2 separate regions of the Homo sapiens genome follow, and region 2 is linked to region 1. Evidence: chromatin loops called from intact Hi-C (ENCODE). Cell type or tissue: B cell. All regions are shown on one strand.

Region 1 (8,000 bases):
TAAGATGTGGATAGTGAGACCAAACCATTTCTAAAGTCCTTTTCCAGATACGAAATCTAACATAATGTTTAGAAATAAACAGAAGTTTATTTGTTTGCAAATTTTAACTGTATAAGCCGAAATCTGTTTCCTTTTTAGTTATGGTATCATATTTTCAAGGATACCAGAAGCCATGTAGAGTAAAGCTAGTTAAACTGCTTCCAGTGATCATGTTTGTGTATGTGCTTTTAGGCATCCTTAACCTTGAGTTTTTATCAGTGTTCCCTCCCAAACACATCCTGGTGGATTATTGGACTGTTAGCATCGTAGAGAGTTGTTGATGTCTGAAAGTTTTGGAGAAACCGTGACTTCTGACTTGACCACATGTTTACAGCAGGGAAAATAACACTGTTACTTAATTACAGCCAGTCTCCATGGTTAGATGTGAAGGGGTGAGAGAGAGTAATTACTGTCTAGCACTTTTCTGTGTAGATTTCCTCTGGGCACTCTTGGATTATGGGAATCCAGATGGGGGAAATGACCTGGCTTTGCTATCTTATTTTCCCCAGAGCAGCATTTAACAATTGCTTAATATGGGAACTATTATGTATGAGCACTTTTAACCCCAGTGGAAGAAAGCAAGGTGTTTATGCCCCTAGGGAGGTGGCAAAACCAGAGAGTAACACAAAATTTCATATCCTGACAAAAGCCTTTGGTGTTACAAGTGCAGAGCTGATTTTGCCTCAGTGTTGCCAAAACATCAGGTACAGCTCAGTTTCACCCCAGATAGGGTTCAAGTGAGTTCTGTTGTGTCTTATCAGAAGAATAAGGCTTGAAGTTTCCTGATAGTATAATTCCTAGCTAGTTCTGGGTATTCCATGTTTGTAAGAAAATTATAATTAACACTTAAAACCGTGCATCAGAATTTAATTTTAATAAATTTTCTTTGATTTCCCTGAACCTTCGCCCCAAATTGGATTCATGATGGGCAATAAAATAGATTTGTACATAGTTGCCAATGATGATTATCTTGTAGAAATCAACTTTTAGTTAGGAATGCACTGCAAAATTATTAGATTATTTCATTAGATCTTTTTATGGGACAATTACAGTAAAATGTAAGTGAATTGTGATATCATTTGTAAATTTAACTTATGACAAACCAGACATTTTACTGTAAACATTAGTTATTAAAGTATCATTTCAGCTAATTGCTTCTTGTAGGGAATAAGTCAGTTTTATAATAGTTACTTGAATACCCGGAATAGGTAAGCAGTTTCTCTGTTCAGGGGCCACAAATCTCAATAGAGTGAAGATTCTGGGATACAGTCCTAAGTGCCATCTTTGTAAAAAAAAAAAAAAAAAATTTAGACCTTTTAGAATAAGTTGGATGAGGCTTAACAAGATACAGTCTATAAAAAGAAATTCTGTTAAGCAAACAAAATGCTTTTTTGTGTGGACAAGGCATTTAATTCGTATTAAAAACATCATTTGCATTTTCCCTTTAAATGAAAAATAAGTTTTTAAAAGCAATCTTTATATATGAATATACTGTGTGAATAACTTTACTTGACAGTATTTGGTTTAGCTATATATTTGCTGGAAGGATCGGCTACTTCTTTAACCCCAAGAAGAGACTCACCACGAGAAATTTCACGATTATCATAATACTATCCCCCAAGATCTTGCTACAGCCATGTTTATCTTACTGCTCACCATGACTTGTGATAAATTCTAGTCAACTCCATTCATTTATTTATCTGTATATCTCAAGTGTTGATGTATGTGACACTTTGATAGATAATGCAGGTAAAAAAGGCAAAAGTTCACATGATTTCCTCCTGCCTAAAGTGTATAGTCTAATTGGCACTTAGTGGATGCTAATTAAGTAATCATACAGACAAATATAAAGTCCTAACACAGTATAGAGGTCTATGTGAGGCTATAATGGGTGGTTTGATCTAAACAGGGAAGGCAAGGAAATATGCCCTAAGAAAGTGATTCTGGAGTTGAGATCTAAGAATGAATTTGATTAAGTGAAGAACTTACCAGGTAGATGTTATAGCACTGGCACATACAAAGGCAAAAAGCCAGATACCACGTAGACACCAGAGCTTCTGGAGCAGCAATAACAGGGAAACTTGCATATAGGATCAGTGGCAGGTTTGCAGGCCACCTACTGCTCATCGGGCTCTAGGTAGTGCTCAGCATTCTTCCAGGGCTGCGCCAGAGTTGTGAAGAGGGTCTCTGGCACTTGAGCTCTGGAGCTTTTAAGCTGCATGACTTGGGAAACTTTATCCCCTGTCCTGGTATGAGATTGGGGCTAGTGCAGCTTGGCAGGACCATGCACAGTGTTGCTTGGTTAGTACCAGGCCCTTCCCTGGCACAGTCCATGGGCTAGGGTCCAAGCCTTGAGGCTGATCTGAAGTGATTGCTTTAAACATGGAGTTGCAGCCAGTTTCCACAGAGCTTTGCAGCATGCCAACTCCTTTTCTTGGAGTCCAGCCCACAAAGGGCTTGATTAGCCCTTCTTCTTAAGCAGGCACAAAAGCCCTTTGGTAGGAGAGAGAATAGTGAGTTAAAAGGGACCACCTCCATTGTGATTGGAGTGATATAGTGGATACTGCACTGGAAGCAAATTAATGTTTTGGTAGTGGAAGAGGTGCCTTGGAATGATGAAGTCCCTGCCTTGGCTGGGTTGATGAAAGATTGAACTTTTAGGAAGTGAAAGGATCCCATGAGTTTTTAACAAAGTTTATTGTATATTCGTCAAAAATAACAGTGACTTTTCATTTGTACTGAACTCTGCATTTTAAAACTCCATGTCTAATAAATTTACAGGAAAAGTATATGATTATATTATGAAAGAAATGGAAAATAAAAAAATCTGGTCTGTCATGTATTATGGGCCCCTTCCAATTGAATACATGACTGGCTGAAATGAAGTACATCTATCAGACTTTCCTAGTGTTCAGATGAGCGAATGGATGAAATTAAAGAAGATATTAATGAATATGTTTCCTGTTTGAAATAAAGAGTGTTTTAATGAGTGAAATAGTTTAAGTGAAAATTTTTTAATATCATTTAAATTCTTAAACTAAGGTTCCATTTAATTATAGAAATGCAGGTAACTTTTACTTTAATGTACCTGTTGAAGTAACCATCATCTCGTGGTAGCCAAAGTTACTTCTAAAATGTATTTGACAAATTTTATTAGTGTGATAATTTGTTTCAAGATATTAGCATGTTTGTTACCTTGAAACACTTTATTCTGATTATATAACACATATGATTAATTTTCCATTGGCTTTAGCATTTCAACTGCTAAGTTGAAATAATTCCTACTGAATTATGAACTTTGTGAATAAAATCAGTAAATGTTCTGGTGAAGAGGCAAATTGGCTATACAGTTACAGGATAACTTTGTAAACCTGCTGAGCTACCATGAATCATTATGTTCTATTTGCTGTACTAACTGCCATTCTTTCAGATTCAACTAAAAGTTCATTTTGTTAACTTTTCAGTGATCCATCTTTTTATACTTCCCTTCTTCGTGGTTTTATGTTTCCAGCCTTTCTGTGATTATTTTTCCTCTCTTTCTGCCTCTCTTCTTGCTTTCTGAAGCCATGTCCCTGAACCTGAGGATTATGGCTGCTCTCCTGATGAATGGTAAGCTCTATGGAACTTTCTGCCTCATTGATCCCTATAAAAGGTTTGCATTTTATTGTTTTGTAAGACACATTTCACTCTCTTTTATATAAATATATATATATAAATAAAATATTGCTGAGCAGTTAGGGTAACAATGCTGTAAAGTAGATATTTCTTGAAATCTATTGAATATTCCTGATTTTTGATGGAGAAACATGTAGTTTATAGATTAGGTTTGCCAGAGTTTTACATTGTTTATCTGTAATAAAGTCTAATGATCAATTCCAGAGTGTGGGCTTTGGACTACCTCAGGTTTCAGCTACAGCTCCTGAAGCCGTCAGGTTTTTCTAGCTCAGTACTGCCACCTTCTGCCGCTACTTATGTACTTTACAGAGCTACCAAAAGAGGCTACTGAAACATACCCAAGCAGTGGAAATTTTCTTCTGTGTTTCTTACGATTATTCTAATAAGTCTGTGTGCAGGCTATGAAGTGAACGTTTTTAAAATCTGCACCAAATGTTAGAAAACTATGCTACCAAGCACTAGAGTTAACTTTAGTATATTTAATTTTGGCATCATTAAAGTTAGCGTTTTATGGGTTTAATTTCACTATTTTATGAGTTTTTTGTTGGTTTTACCTTAAAATTCCTCCCCTTTGTGAATTTATATTTTCATCTTGGATAGTGCAGATTTATTTTGATATTTCTATAATTCATCATGAGTTGGTGGGCAAATGAAATTTCAGGAAATATGTTCCTTTAATGTTGGTAACTTTAGAAAACATTGAGAATTTATAGGTCATTCCATTTTTATTTTCATATTACTCATGTATTTGGTGACGAAGCCACATTTTCAATATACTTTGAAGTCGAATAACATCATTTAAATATTTTTCAACAGGGAATTTATTTCAGTGAAGTGAAGATTTGGTAAAAATTTTCAGTAAATCTCACAACACCTAGGGTTAATGACAGGCAGCTGTTTGGTTCTTGTGACAACTGATGAGACACCACATGCCCATTGCTTGGAGTGTCGTACATTTTGACACTTACACACAAGTAATTTTTAATATTTTTAAATGTACCAAAGCATCTTACTATTAGTGGATAATTCAAGTTTAATATTGTATATATTCCCTCTTATTTAATCCTTTGAGAAGTAGTTAAAATTTCGACTATATCTGCTTTTCTATAACATTAACATAATTCTATTAATTTTAAATATTGTTCATTAGCATAGAAGTGATATATATATCCTCTAAAATAACTCAGTTATTCCTAAGAAGAAATTGCCTTCTCCATATTTTTCTTAATGTTGGAAGGAAATGTTAAAAATTGATGTTTGTTTACTCACGTCATTCAAAATATTCTACTTTCAATAGAGGTTGTTTCATAACTTTTATTGGTGCTGGAAAGAGCGGATGTTATTTTATCTAGTTTAGTAAGTTCTTTTTGTAAAACACCCTTTTGGAAAACTTGATATTCTAAACTAGGTAACTCCAAATAAGAAATTGTCAGCTTTGTCATAAATTGCTTGTACATTTCCACTTATAGTTACATATAAGCTTAGATAGTAATGATTTTTAAAAATAACAATAGGGAAGGCTTTCACTACCGTTACAGTAAAGTGAGTTGTTTGTTAAGAGGGAGTCTCACTCTATCACCCAGGCTGGAATGCAGTGGCACAATCTCAGCTCACTGCAACCTCCACCTCCCAGGTTCAAGTGATTCTCCTGCCTCAGCCTCCCGAGTAGCTGGGACTACAGGCATGCACCACCACACCTGGCTAATGTTTGTATTTTTAGCAGAGATGGGGTTTTACTATGTTGGCCAGGCTAGTCTTAAACTCCTGACCTCAGGTTATCCGCCCGCCTCAGCCTCCCAAAGTGCTGGGATTACAGGTGTCAGCCACCATGCCCAGCCTCAAGCTTTATTTTAAATATATACTTGGATTCTCCATCTATAAAATAAGTAATTACCTATAGGCCTGCAAAAATGAAAGAACAAATGTTTCCTGAGCTGCTACTGTGTCCAAGGTTACGTGGAGTGATCAAAGATGTGGGCTTTGGATACTAAGCAACCAAGTTCAGATTTTCATTCTACTGGTACTGTTGAACAAGTTACTCAACTCTTTGCCTGAATGTCCTCATCTGGAAGAATGTAGATAATAATAGTAGTTGCATCATCAGGAGGTTTTGAAGATTAGATGAGCTCTGTTTGTGTAGTGCTTTGGATAGTGTCTGCACATAGTCAGCCCACACTGAGTGTTAGTTCTGGTGCTCTCACTTAATCCTCATGACATATTTGACATGGCCATTTTAAAGTTGGTGAAATTCAGGCAAAGAAGCAGTTTGCCCCAAATTATAAAAACGAGTAGATGATGTGAGAGTTGAAACCTACATCAGCCTGGTTATAAAACAGTACTGGTTACATTACATCCTATGGACTCTAAGTAACTTTAAAGAATATCTGCTTTTTAGATCACAAGATATCCTTGAAATTTCAGTCATTTTACCTTGATATTTCTCTTTTTCATTTAATATTTTTCAACCTAGAATTTCTTTCAGTAAATTTCTTGTGGTGTTAGGCAAGAGCAGATTAAGCAGGTAAAATTTAACAAGTTTGTGTAAAGTTAGCATGAGGGCATACAACTTTGCACAACTTTGAGCATTTGCCCAACCTCATCCACTTGGTTTCACATTGCCAATGAAACCAAGATCAAAAGTGTGATCCCAGTTGAATCCTGTGCTCCAGGCATCTGACTGCATCTTCATGCTGATCTTCAGGAGTAAAGAGTATAGATGACTCTATAAATCCAAAATCTGAAAGGGCATTCCAATATGGCTGTTCAGCAGCTTCAGTTTCATGTAAAGTTCATTGAATTCCATGTATAAAACCCATGAGCTTATGTGTATTTTACTGCCCGACTTGAACCAGTATTCACAAAAATGCCAAATTAAAAAAACATAATTACCTCTTAGATATATGTAGATTACATATTTACATTTAGTTGAGTTTGAAGGCAAACCTATAATGTATTAAGTCTTTCCACATATTCTGTTAACATTAAAGATAATCAGATGATGGTTGTAGCTCTACTCGCTTAGGTGTATTAATATAAATAGTTTATAGAGATAAAACTATTTCCCAACCAGTAGCTACCTACTGCAGATTAACCTGGTTTTCTCATCATTGCCAAGAACCATCAGCTAGCATATAACCTCACAGATTAATTCCTTTTTATTAAAAATCTACTGCTCTAGATTGATAGTATCAATACTTTGGATTGAAGGGGAAAATCTATTTATTCTTAACATCAATGTAGCCCTAAGATATGCTCATTTTCTAAAACTATATATTTCTATAATTATTTTTTATCATTTTCTGTCTTCTGTTGTGGAAAATTTTAAGCATGAACAAAAGCAGACAGATGTACTGATCCACCTGCTTCAATAATATGCACTTAAGACCAGTTCATTTATGCCTTTCCCCCACTATCATTTTGAAGCAAATCCAAAATAACATATTATTTGTTTTTTCTCAACTGTTTAATATAGTTTCACATTATTCTTGTTGATAATCGTTCAAGTAAATGCTAGTGAGGGTGATTCCCCAGAAGGATCACCTTAAAGTGTTCTGTGCTTAGTCATTTCACTGGGGTTTTTAGTATTATCACACTATCAGTGGATAGTACTACACTGTATTTTCTATCCTCTGGTCTTATTTATTTTCTCATTTCATTCTGGTCTGTAGTTATGTATGAAGTGAGTGGTATTCATTTATTCTGCCGCAAAAGCTAGGCTCACTAAAACATTCTTCCAGGTGTGACTGTATAACAAAGAGATCTGACACATCCAAATTAATGTTAGTCTTCAAAGCAGTCACCTTGGCAGATAGTTTATTTATTCCAGTAAGGCAGCCATTTCACAGAATGTTTTTGAAATTCCTCTTTTGTAATTGCCTTTAGAAAGATGTTGAGTCACATAGTGTATTAGTCCGTTTTCAAGCTACTGATAAAGACATACCCAAGACTGGACAATTTACAAAAGAAAGAGGTTTAATTGAACTTACAGTCCCATGTGGCTGGGGAAGCCTCACAATCATGGCAGAAGGCAAGGAGGAGCAAGTCATGTCTTACGTGGATGGCAGCACGCAAAGAGAGAGCTTGTGCAGGAAAACTCCCCCTTATAATAACCATAAGATCTCGTGAGACTTAATTCACTGTCACGAGAACAGCACAGGAAAGACCTGTCCCCATGATTCAATTACCTCCCACCAGGTCCCTCCTATAACACGTGGGAATTCAAGGTGAGATTTGGGTGGGGACACAGCCAAACCATATCATTCCACCCCGGCCCCTCCCAAATCTTA
Region 2 (8,000 bases), 250 kb before region 1:
GCTTAATAAACTCCCCTTTCTATATGTCTATCTATCCTATTAGTTCTGTTCCTCTAAGAGAACCCTGAGTAATACAGGCCAGGATTTGGTCACATAACAATGCCTAAACTAATCACTGGCGAAATGAATAAGACCACCAAGGTGACCTAGACTCATCCCTCAGCATATGGAAGGGTGGAAAACTCAGACAAATTTAAAGAAGGAGAAAAGTTTGTCAAGAAAATGAAGCAAGGGATGGGGGAAGGAGGCCAGGAGAATGGCTGCTATTGTCAAGCCACAAAATCTGCCACCAAATTATTATTTCTCAGTAATAGCTACCATATCTTAAGCATATACTGTCTCAGAATGATTTACATATAAAACCTGGGGCTTGTTTTATGTGGACTGTAATTCTCATAACAATCCACTCCAGCCTGACTTTCGTCCCCATCACTTCAATGGAAGTGCTCTTATTTTGAGTCACTGTACAAACCTGAAGTCCACTTCTCTAACTTCATATTTACCTCTCAGCAGCAATAAATACAATTAACTCCTCCTTAGACATATCAACATTTTTGTGTGTTTTTCCATTTACTAGCTACCTCCTTTCCAACTCTTCAGCTTACTCTTTCTTTCAATATGCCATCTAAATTTTGGAGTGCTTCAGGGATTATCCTGTACCCTCTCCCGTTCTCTACTCATTCTTTCTCCCTGAGTCATCTCTTCCACTCCCCTGGCTTTAAACATCAGCAAAGCTAATGATTCCCTAATTTCTCTCTCCAGCCCAGAGGCCTGCCATGAGCTCCAGCTTGCATATTCTACTTGACATCCCATTCATAGGCACCTATATGATAGCTCTACTTGGATCCAAAATCCAACTTAAACTTAATATCTCTAAAATGAAACTCTTGGTTTATTTGCACTGTCGGGTTTCTTCCCAAGTCTTCCCCCATTTGATTTATTTGTCTTATCAAACCAAAACCCACAATCTGTCCCAGATTTCTCTCATTCCTAAACCCCTCACATTCACTGCATCAGCAAGTCTTGTCCTTTCTACCTCCAAAATATGCCCCAAATCCAAATATTTACCTTCATCTCCATCATTATTTCACTAGTTCAAACCACCATCATCTCTTATCTAGAATACAGCAATAGCCTCTTAGCTGTTCTTCCTATTACCATGTTTAATATTTATCCACAGCCCATTTTCTACACAGCAAAGTTAGCATTTTAAAATACAAATCAAACCGTGTCATTACACTTCCTTAAAATCTCCAATGATTTCCATTGCATTTAGAGAACATCCAAATCCTTACTATGGCTGAAATGCCTGTCGTGGTCTAGCCCCTGCCTTCCTCTAGGACCAGATTTCTTTCTGTTCTTAAAACACTCTAAACTCCTTCCTATACCAGAGCCTTTGCATTTGCTACTCCCTCTGCTTACAATGCTTTTGCTCTGATCCCTCACAAGGCTAGTGTCATTTTATCATTCAGGTCACCCTCAATGTCACATCCTCAGGGGAGCCTTCCCTAATCACCCTGTCTCCTGGAATGCTGCCATTTTCACCCAAGGCATTCTTGCTACATTATCCCATTGCATATCCTGTATAATACTTGAGACTCTCAGAACTAGTTTATTCAATTATTTATTGTCTGTCTTCCCCAACTAGAAGACAAGTCCCTGAGGGTAGGGATTTTTTTCTATCTCACTCAACATTGCATTTCAATGTTAAAATAATGCCTAGCACAGAGTAGTTAGCTACTCAATAAACATTTCTGGAGTAAATAACTGATAATCTAGAAGATAACTATTTTTATCCCCGAAGTACAGACATTGAAATTGAGAATCAAGATGTTAAAATCATTTTTTCTCCAAGTTCACTCAGCTTGCTGCACTTCGACACTATGGATGGCAAACTCTAAAGCCAGTGTTTATTCCACTACACCCCTGAAAATTTAAATAACTTGTTTAGAACCAACATTAACTTTATTTTCTAACTACACTATATTTTCTAATGTGATCCAAGTTTAAATATGGTTAAATTGGTAGCAACAGTTAATTATACAAGCAAATAAGGGTTAGGACCTGGAAAACTGACGTTACTCAACCTGCTGAGACAAGGATCCCAGACTTGTGACTTCAATCAAATGTTGTCACTAAGTAAATAGAGATTAAATGGAATAGCATGTTAAGGATCAGAGGAGATATGTGAAAATTTACAAAAACACTGTAAAACCACTATGAAATTTAAGACACTTTTAACCAGAAGTCTCAGCTTGAACCCAAATTATAGGAATGTTCTTTTTTTCATAAATCATATTTTGATGTTATAAAGCATATTCTTTATTACCTAATATCTGTAAGGCTTCCTTTTATTTTTTCCAAATCTGAGTGGCTAGTTACAAAAGTCTAGTCCATCACAATACACATTTACTGAGCACATTCTCCTCAGCTGTGGGCTGTGACTGCCCAGGGACCAAAAAGCCTATTGTAATTTATGATCCTTTAAAGTCTTAAAAAGAAATGTCAGTTAAATCCAGTGCAAATCTGACATTCTGAAAGCTTGTTAACAGCTCATCCAGTGCTGCCTCCAAGATCAGAAACCTCTGAGAAAACTAAAATTCATCAGTAGCCCTGACATATCAGAAGGAAGCTAATAATGTTGGGATGTACTGCTGGTCAACAGTCCCCTGGTTTCTCTTAAATCATTCAAAATATGTCACTATCAGTCACTCAGCCAGCCTTGGAGAGCCACATGACAGAACTGGCTCTGCTTGCAGCTGTTGATTCAAACATGGGTTTCATGGATAAGCAAAATGTGTGTTTCAATAATGTGAAGCTCTTGTTCAAAATGAAAAGAAAGCCAGAATTTCATTTGCTGCAATGCTTCACTCACTGCCCCTGGATACCTCCAAACATTTGATGTGGCAGAGCTGAATTTTTTAAACATCCAGTTTTATACACATCCTTCATCTCCTTTCACATGTCATCAGGTTTTAACTTCCACATGAAAATGCTTTCTCCTGGGACATGAAGTTGTCACACCTTTAATTGCCGGTATGCTGGTTTGCAGAGTTGTTTCTGCAGTACTAATAAACTGCCACAGGAGGGGACAAGCCTGCCCGGTTACTTGGGCCCTGTGACTGTTTCTGAGAGCAAAGCACTCTGATCAGATCATTTCCCTCAGTAGTTAAAAAAAAAAAAAAAAAAAAAAAAAAAAAAAAAAAAACTCTAGAAATGTAACTGCAAAGTCGAAGAGCTATGTATGTATACACATATTAATGTATATTTGCATGCAGAAGCCTTTCAGCTAAGACTTAAGAAACCTCACAGGTGCATCTACTCCATAGGCTTCAAATACTCTCATTTTGCCTATTCTTTCTTCTGATCTAGAAACTGGAGTTGCTTCCAGAGAACTCAAAACAAAAGGACGGCCTCACCTCTGGAAGACTATGGCTACCTTTTATACATGAATGGAGTCAGAGATACTCGAAAGTCAGAAGATCGAGTTTGAAAAGACAGTGGTGACCCAAGTACTTCTGTGCTAAAGCATTCAAGCCACGCGATCGTTTGTTCACATTCACTTTGAATCACATTCTTTTTTCTTTTTTCTCTTATTCTTTCTTTTCTTCTTCCTCTTTTTTTTTTTTTTTTTTTTTTTTTTTGGTAAACATTAAAAAGGAAGTGTCAAACACATCTAGATAAACTGTACGGTAGAGCGAGCTCCCATTTCTCCACTCTCTCTTGGGTCCCTGCCTCCCTCTTTATTCACTTTGACATGAGAATCTTTGTTCTTGTAAAAGAGAGCCACTTGAGGTGAAAATGATCATTTGTTTGTGTGTCATCATCCTGAAAACTAAAAAAAGGAACCAAATTATCTAAGAAACACTGTAAGATAAAAAGTCAATACTATGACTTTACCTGTCCAGATAAAACTCTGAACTGCTTTTTTTTTTTTTTGGCTTCTCTTCAGAAGATGGCCAAAGAGTATATCTTATCATAACAGGCCTTGTATCTCAGAAAAGCACCCTTAAGCCACAAACACAACCTTATGCATTTACTTGCACACACGTGGGGGTACACACGCACACACATGGGCATACACGCGTGCACACACACACACGAGGTCCTTCAAGTAAATGATTAAAAAGAAAATTAAGGTCAAGATAGGACAAGTACTGCTTGATACTGTATCAAATATCAGAGAATGCTTGCTTATTAGAAAAGAATCATTGCCAGGATTTGAGAATAAAGCTAGCATTATAAACAAAAAGCCCAGAGTAAGGTAAGCCAATGGCATTTTCTTCTATGCCAATTACTAACCAATCTCGGAGACTCTGCGAACAGCCTCTGGAAGGCTGTAATAAGTATTCGTAGCTGCTCTGGCAAGCAGGGCCTAGAGCCCAGAACAGGAAACACATTTGCTCAGTGTCTAATCCAGCTCAAAAAGTAAGCACCCTGAGTAATTCTTTCCACTCAAAGGACAGGCTATCTTTTCTGAGCCCAGACCTGCTCGCTGTTAGTGTAGAAGATTCCTTTAGAAAAATGTAAATGAACAAACAAACAAATTGAGTAAAAAATAAAAGATGAGAGAAAACCAGTCATCACTTTAGGACAGGGTCAAGTATAGGGAAGCATGGAGTATTTCACTGTGAGAGGTAACCTTCATTCAAATTAAGCTGGTCTTAAAACTTTAAGGTAATAGGCAAGAGTTAATGGGTTTTAATAATTCTTTGGTAGGTTAATTGACAGGATTCCTTTTCTCTGCTTCTTTTAAGAGCTTAGGCTCTGGAATAAGTTGGCTTAACCTGGATTCAGGAATGAGTTCCATTACAGTCTAAGCTCTGCCACTTAAACAAGTTACTCTAACCCTGTTTTCTCATTTCTCCAGTATGTATACTAACAGGATTTATTTCATAAGTTTTGGGGGAGAAGATTAAATGAGATAAAACATGTAAGAAGCCTGACATATCATAAACCCTCAATAAATGTTAGCTATCATGATCAATATTATCATTTTCTCTGTTATAATAAAGAAAGTATATTTCCCCTAGCAAATTACTAGCCAAAAGTGTCATACCTACCAGAGAACTTTGGTGAATCTGTTATTCTCTTTCCCCTATTTTGAACTTCTCTTACTATTTACTGGATCATTTCCTAGCAAAATTGAATCATGTTTCTTACTATCATGTTTTTACAAAGCACCCCCCCGAAACCCCCTGCCAATGCCACCTCTCCTTTTAGTTAATTGCTTCCTTCCTCCTCACTTGGTTGGAAAAAACTCTTGAAATAATAGTCTACACACATGGTTTTCCAACTTTCATTCTCATTCCAGCCCACCCCATTATGATTTCAGCCCCTTCTATTCCATTAAATATCTCTACCCACCAGCTAAGTTTTACAGTTACCTCCCTTTTTGCCAATTCCAATGGACACTTTTCAATCCTCATATAACTAGAACTTTGAGTCATATTCAATTTAGTTTACTCTCTTCTTCTTGAAAAGCATGCTGGGGTGTTTTTCCCTTTTCATGACATTTTCTGCTGGTTTTGGAAATAATAGATTTTTCTATATTCAATTCCCAAAGCTCTTCTGTTCTCATTTACATTCTCTCTATCAGTGATCACATCCAAACCCCATGGCTCTTCATATTTCCAGCCAAGATCTCTTAGTACAATAAGCAACCATCTCCTTGATATCTCTCCTTGAAGTCTTCGAGGCATCTAGATTAACTGTGTTTAAAACAAACTCTTAATATTTCTACACATGCCCCAAATAGTCTCCTCAAGTCATTGCATTCCTATAATCACATATCCACCTACTTCCTTGATCAAATAAATGTCATTCATGACACCTTCCATTTCCTTATCTTTCCACATCTAATCTGCTGTTTGTATCTGTGAATTGTCCCCTTAATATAGTGGCTCTCAATCGAGGGCAATTTTACTATGCAAGAGATATTTAGCAATGTCTAGAGACATTCTAAGTTTTCACAAATTGATGGAGGGCATTGGGGGTTGGGCTGGGGAATGCTACCGGCAGAAGAAGGGGTCAGGCATGTTGTTACACATTCTACAATGAACAGAACAAACCCCGCAACAAATAATTATCTGGTCCAAAATTTCAAGAGGGCTGATATGGTTTGGTTGTGTCCCCACACAAATCTTATCTTGGATTGCAGCTCTCATAATTTCCATGTGTTGTGGGAGGCACCCAGTGGAAAATAATTAAATCATGGGGGTGGTTTCCCCCATACTTTTCCCATGGTAGTGTCTCATGTCATCGGATAGTTTTGTAAGGGGAAACTCCTTTCACTTGGTTCTCATTCTGTCTTTTGCCTGCTGCGATGTAAGATGTGTCTTTTGCCTTCTGCCATGATTGTAACGCCTCCCTAGCCATGTGGAACTGAGTCCATTAAACCTCTTTTTCTTTGTAAACTATCCAGTCTCTGTAATGGACTGTGGAATATGTCTAGTGGAATATGTCTTTATTAGCAACATGAAAACGAACTAATACAAGGGCCAAGGTTGAAAGACTCTGCCCTAACATATATTGTGAATTTGTCAAGTTTTCTCGGTCTCCATTGTCAGTACTCTGACCCTCTCTGGCTTTATTCTGTCACACATGACCCTCTCTGGCTTTATTCTGTCAGTGGTGTCCTAAGTGGGCTCTCACCTCCTTCACTCTTGCCTCCTACCTTCTCATCCTCTTCTCTGCACAACAGCCGGAGTAATCGTTGTAAGGTGTCAATGTGATCCCATTGTAACCCTGCCACCAGCATGACACCCTTTGGTGGTTTCTCTACTGCACCTAGAATAATAGCCCAGCTTCTAATCATTCCTAAGCCCTTGTCCTCCTCTCGAACCTTGCCTCTCACATCACTCTGTCACCACTCGGTCTTCCTGAAGCAAACGGTCCTTTTTTCTCTTCCTCAACACACCAGCCCCTTTGCTTCCTCAGGATCTTGCCCTAGAATTCTCTTCCTCCCACTCTGTCTAATCCCTACTCAACTTTCGTACACTGTAGAAACATCACTTCACATTCAGCCTCTCCTCTACAGCTCCATGATTCTCCCCAGTGGCATTCTTTCCTTTCAATTTATGGCTCTTGGACAATTTCTAATTATATTTTTGTATAAATATTCATTGTTTAGTACCTGTCTCCCCAAATATACTATAAGTGCTTTGAGGTCAAGGAGCAGAGAAATGAGAAGAACTCTAGCAGTTCTGGAAATGTGGCACATGTGATCTGAGCAATTCAAAAAAGAATGGAGGGATTAAAGCAATCTTCACTTATTTCCTTCATAGCTTTGTCTATCTCATATTATTGTGAGTTCACTGGCTTCCCTATACTCCAGCATGGGAGAGGAGCACACATTCCTGTGCCCACTGAAAGTGGAGGTTCACAAGGGGTATACCCAGCTTCATCCACATTTCCCATCTCTATTCTAAGTCACCTCTGCTTCACTCTCCTATCACAGTGATGGACATCTTTAGAGTATTATTGCTGGTACAAGCACACAAAAACTTTTGTCACTTTCTGTTTGAAATACTTTGTCATGAAATATTAAATTTTATACTTTTCAGAAAGCACATTGTATGTGAACCTTTGTGGAGATAGTGAAGAAGAATTCTTACGACCTTGAGGAGTCAGAATTTTTATAATAGAAAATCAAAAAGAGAACAATCAATTTTCAGGGTATTCTTTTTAAGTTCACAGAATAAACTCTTGAAGTCCTCATCAGAAGCAATCACTTTGAAAGTCAAAGTCATTGATTTGCAGAGTGTTATTTTGTTGAGAACAAAAAAAAAATACATATCTTGAGCTGTAAAAGGGAAGATTCTAGTGGAAGTAGTAACTAGTGGATAGTTTATTCCATAACAAAGCATGGAATAGAGCAGGAATTCAAATTATCCAAGCCCTGGGGAGACTGAAAGTGTTCTTCCAGACCAAGAAAGGACAGCAAGGTGGAATAGTACAGGGTGTGAGCCTGGTAGAGGCCAGTGGGTTCTGAGACCTGA

The links. Peaks named below come from ENCODE experiments on the same cell type or tissue, not always from the same donor. Only the 100,000 strongest peaks of a DNase experiment are listed, where the experiment ranks them.
Region 2: it touches region 1 in a loop (21-fold over the local background); 15 of 110 quality-filtered maps call a loop at or near these places.

The regions. Positions count from the first base shown.
Region 1 is chr4:42,564,809-42,572,808 of GRCh38, reverse strand. It overlaps ATP8A1 (ATPase phospholipid transporting 8A1), which reads left to right. Exons shown (of 37, transcript NM_006095.2): 15 at 3,604-3,648. Among named protein-coding and RNA genes, the nearest start is that of ATP8A1, 88 kb to the left of the region's middle. In B cell, CTCF peaks have their summits at 3,811 and 4,013 (motif pointing left); a DNase peak (open chromatin) is centred at 3,988; H3K27ac peaks cover 1,408 bases.
Region 2 is chr4:42,812,765-42,820,764 of GRCh38, reverse strand. No RefSeq gene overlaps it. Among named protein-coding and RNA genes, the nearest start is that of GRXCR1, 76 kb to the left of the region's middle. In B cell, a CTCF peak has its summit at 3,106; DNase peaks (open chromatin) are centred at 3,094 and 3,534; H3K4me3 peaks cover 527 bases; H3K27me3 peaks cover 314 bases.